Linked DNA regions of Homo sapiens: region 1 is linked to region 2. Evidence: read pairs that join two places in POLR2A ChIA-PET (ENCODE). Cell type or tissue: OCI-LY7. All regions are shown on one strand.

What was found. Peaks named below come from ENCODE experiments on the same cell type or tissue, not always from the same donor. Only the 100,000 strongest peaks of a DNase experiment are listed, where the experiment ranks them.
Region 1: POLR2A ChIA-PET joins it to region 2 with 5 read pairs; 4 of 35 experiments call an interaction of 5 or more read pairs at or near these places.

What each region holds. Positions count from the first base shown.
Region 1 is chr3:11,691,866-11,694,365 of GRCh38, reverse strand. It overlaps a transcript of VGLL4 not described here. Among named protein-coding and RNA genes, the nearest start is that of VGLL4, 49 kb to the right of the region's middle. In OCI-LY7, no CTCF peak of the experiment used is centred here; no DNase peak of the experiment used is centred here.
Region 2 is chr3:11,605,451-11,607,950 of GRCh38, reverse strand. All of the region lies in intron 1 of VGLL4 (vestigial like family member 4), which reads left to right. Among named protein-coding and RNA genes, the nearest start is that of VGLL4, 37 kb to the left of the region's middle. In OCI-LY7, a CTCF peak has its summit at 611; no DNase peak of the experiment used is centred here; H3K27ac peaks cover 1,743 bases.

The sequences.
Region 1 (2,500 bases), 86 kb before region 2:
TACAGGCATGAGCCACCGCGCCTGACCCCTTTTTTCATTAGACCAGAAAAATACAAACATAGTCACTGAAATCTTACAGCAATACTTGGTGACATAGCACCTAGCCATCTGATTCAGAGGATGCTTATGTCAAATTTTAAAAAAGATTCTCCATGAAATAACAAAAGTAAAAATTTCTCATGAACTCCTGAGCATTTGTCTGGGGACCTCAGTTGAAGGATTACAGTATCATCTCATTCAGTTCTCAGAACACCCCTATTAAGTAGGTACTATAATTAGTCCCATTTTATAGATAAGGAAACTGAGGTTTATAGGGCTTCTGTAGTTTGCCCAGGTACACTTAGCTGGTTGTGGCAGTGCTGAGAATTGAACGGAAGCAGCCTGGCTGTGAAACCTAAGCGCGTAATTCTCTGCTATCTGTCTGCCCAGAGGACGGGAAAGACTTTTCTGCTGATTAAAAAAACAAAAACAAAATAAAACTCCTCTATACTACCTTCACTAATCTATCAGTAAAGAGATTTTCATTTGGAAAAGGCTTCCTAGCCAATAAAATAGCATTTCCAAAATATTAACTAGCTGTAACCAGCCGTACGTTCAGGACGTGTGGTAGCGTGTGCTCGGGGACAGTCCTTCATCCCCCGTTCATGGCTCTGCCCTCTTGTGTGTGTGATGGCTCAGGTGCACGCTGCCACAGGACTCCCCTTCATATGTATGGAGTTTTCTTTCCCAGTAAGTACCTCAGCTAACTGAAGGAAAGGAACTGATTCAGGGGAAAAGGGCTGCTTCCCCAGGTAACGAGATCCCACTTTGCCAAAGTGTTTAATTAGAGACAAGATAACCCAGAGGCAACATAGAAGGGAGTGTCATGGGGAGGGTGGCCAGACTTGAAGGATGGTGTGAGTCTATAGCAGATCCTTGCCTGTTGAGGACGAGAATCCTGCTCCCTTCTGCTTTTGTATTCCAATCGTCTACCATTTGGTGCATATGGTGGGCATTTAGTAAACATTTATTGGTAATGAAGTAGCCCCTGCAGGGAGGCTTATCTCTAAGGAATTAATTTATTAAACACTAGCAGAAATGACTCATTTTAAAGATCACTGTTGCTACTAATAATGTACAAATTCCAAGGAATACTATTTCTATTTGATAATACTTTGTAGTTTACAAAACATTTTCATTTACTTTTTTTTTTTTTGAGACAGGGTCTTGCTCTGTTGCCCAGACTGGAGTATAGTGGCACAATCTTGGCTCACTGCAAGCTCCGCCCCCTGGGGCTCAAGTGATCCTCCCACCTCAGCCTCTCGAGTAGCTGGGACCACAGGTACACACCACCACACCCAGCTAATTTTTTGTATTTTTGGTAGAGACAGGGTGTCACCACGTCACCCAGGTTGGTCTTGAACTCCTGTGCTCAAGCAACTCCGCTGTCTCAGCCTCCCAAAGTGCTGGGATTACAGGCATGAGACCCTGCGCCTGGCCTATTTTCATTACTTCTTATAGCAAGAGCCTTTGCAGTAGACTGGGTGGGGGAGGTATCAGAGAAAAAATTAAGAGAATAAAAATTAGGAGAAGTTGGATGCCTAATTCAAGATTAAAGTAAAATAAACATCCCCCCACCCCCCCTCAAAAAAACCAACCCAAACAAACCTCTGTCTTCCTTCCTCCTTTGGTGCTGGCGCACTGAATTGTGCGTTGCTGCTGGGATCATCAGAACAGTAGTTCCCAGGTGAGTGTCGGCAGCTGTGGACAGTCGAGTGCTTCAGGCACCACAGGGGAGCGCTCCTCCTCTGACTGGACCATGTTCCTAAGCTCCCATTAGGTTTAAAATAAGCACTGATGTTTCTGTTCTTTCTAAAAGTCGGCGCTTTCAGTTGCTTCCCTTTTGTGAACAATGACATCAAAAAATACCATCTCCCAGTAGTCTATTCTAATTCAAAAGGCTTCATAAAACATCAGGTGGATTAGGTGCTTATTTAAGCCATTCTCTAAGTGGGGGCATCCAGGGCTAGACATCTGGCCTTTAATCAGAAGGGCTGCCCTCCAGAGACAGCTACTACCAGTGTCTCTGCTATTTTTATAGTTTTATATCAGATCAAATTAGCATAATAAATGTTAGAAATTGGATATCCACTGGTGAAAATAACATGCCTTGTTAATTAGCATAATGGATGCTGAAAATAGATTCTTCCACTGAATAGCTGTTTAGACACTTGAGGAGGGTGACTGTTTCCTTTAAACAAATGTTTCACAATCCTTAGAGATCCATATTTTCCTTTAATACACATAAAAGTGTTGTGGATGGTTAATGTCATTTGCAATTGAATTTAACATATCAGAGTCAAGAATTTTTGGATGAAGTAGTTCTTTTTTTTTTTTTTTTTTCATTTGGTGCACTTCTCCCTACCCATCATCTCTTCTCTCTCCACTTTGAGAGTCACTGCCCCGGTCAGTATCTGGTGTGAACATCTCCAGTGCTGTCAGCCATCCTGTGTTGGAGATG
Region 2 (2,500 bases):
AGCCTTCAGTGTGTCACAGGCACTCGACACACTGATTAAAAGCTGAGCTGCAGCTTTATAGGATCTGATGAATCCAAGAGCCTAAGTCACCTCAAGTGTTTCACTGATTTGACTTTTTTTAGCTTAATAAATAATGTTTTAAAAATTATCTGACTTTAATATTCTAGGGAGATGTAACTGTAATAACAAAAGGTTTGTTTTTATTTCTGGGGAAATTCACAAATGCCTGTTCTTAATTGTTTAATAGTTTAGTGTGAAAAGCCTGAGAGAAAAAAGAATCTAATGATATTGGAGCCTTATACTGCTTATAAATATATTCTTATTTTGGAGGAGGAAGAGGTAACATTTCTACTGAGACATAATTCACATACTATACAATTCACCCATTTAAAGTCTACAATACACTTCAGTGGTTTTTAGCATATTTAGAGTTATGCAACTTTTATCACAATCAATTTTAGAAGGTTTTTGTCATTCCCCCAAAGAAACCTGCCACCCGTGAACTGTCACCTCCCATTCCCCCTTCTCCCAGCCCCCAGCACCGACTCACCTGCTTTCTGCCTGTGAGCCTCCCTCTTCTGACATTTCATAGAAGTGGAATCAGACAGTAGGTGGCCTTTTGTGTCTGCTTTCCTTCACTCAGCATACTGTTTTGTAGGTTCATCTGTGTCATGGCATGAATCAGTATCTTACTCCTTTTTATAGCTGCATAATATTACATCATGGATATTTCATTTTTTACATCTGTTAGTTGATGGACATTTTGGTTGTTTCCACTATTTAGCTATTTTAATAATGCTGCTATGAACATGCATGTACAAGCTTTTGTGTGGACATTGTTTTCATTTCTCTTGGTTATGTACCCAGGACTAGAATTGCTAGGTTATGTGGTAACTCTGTGTTTCATCAGTTGAGGAGCTGTCAGACTGTTTTCCACCATGGCCATGCTGTGTCCGGAGTTGGTTCCTTCTGGTGGGTTCTTGGTCTCGCTGACTTCAAGAATGAAGCTGGGGACCTTCGCGGTGAGTGTTACAGCTCTTAAAGGTGGCACGGACACAAAGAGTGAGCAGCAGCAAGATTTATTGTGAAGAGCAAAGGAACAAAGCTTCCACAGCGTGGAAGGGGACTTGAGTGGGTTGCTGCTGCTGGCTGGAGTGGCCAGCTTTTATTCCCTTATTTGTCCCTGCCTATGTCCTGCTCATTGGTCCATTTTACAGAGTGCTGATTGGTCCATTTTACAAACCTTTAGCTACCCACAGAGAGCTGATTGATGTGTTTTTACAGAGTGTTGATTGGCACATTTTACAAACTTCTAGCTAGCCACAGAGCACTGATTGGGTGCATTTTACAATCCTAGCTACAGGGTGCTGATGGTGCATTTTACAATCCTCTTGTAAGACAGAAAAGTTCTCTAAGTCCTCACCCAACCTACAAGTCCAGCTGGCCTCACCTCTCAATGCCACTTTACAATTCTACCAGCAGCGTACACGTGTTCCAGCTTCTCCACATCCTTGCTAACACTTTTGTATTGTCTTTTGATCATAGCCATCCTAACAGGTGTTAGTGGTATCTCTTTGTGGTATTGATTCGCATTTCCTTGATGGCTGACGATGTTGGACATCTGATATGGTTTGGCAGTGTCCCCACCCAATCTCATCTTGAATTGTAGCTCCCATAATTCCCACGTGTTGTGGGAGGGACCTGGTGGGAGATAACTGAATCGTGGGGGCGGTTTCCCCCCATACTGTACCCGTGGTAGTAAGTCTCACAAGATCTGATGGTTTTATAAGGGAACACCCCTTTCTCTCATTCTCATTCTCTCGTCTGTCATCATGTAAGACATGCCTTTCGGCTTCCTCCGTGATTGTGAGGCCTCCCCAGGCATGTGGAACTATGAATCCATCAAGCCTCTTTCTCTTTATAAATTACCCAGTCTCGGGTATGTCTTTATCAGCAACGTGAGAACAGACTAATACAACATCTTTCCATGTGCTTATTGGCTATTTTCATATCTTCTCTTCGGAAATGCCTATTTAGATCCTTTTCTATTTTTTGTTATCTTTTTAATTGTTGTAAGAGTTCTTATATTTTTAAATAGATCTTTAAACACTCCTTATTCTATAACATCTTTGATCTTTAACATATCCTAAAGCTCTGTAAACTGCCCACCCTGTCACCTTGCCTCATTGATTCAGTAGGTCAGTTGTGCTCTGCACTGTCAGGTTTATTAAATGAATTAAATGCCACCTGCTTCCAGGAGCACAAAATAAAGTAGGGAGGGAAGCACCAGAGTGATAAGTTTCTATAGATGTTCAGAGGAAGAGGAGATGACCTTCAGCTGGAGGAATCAAGGAGGACAGCCTGATGGAGGAGGCATTTTAAGTGGTTTTGCAGGATGTATGAACTTAAATGAGAAGATTGGGGGAAGAACAAGTTCTCTGTGGAATGGTGATGAGTCTAGTTTAACTTACTGGGCTGAAATTTTCAGGGCTCATAAAGA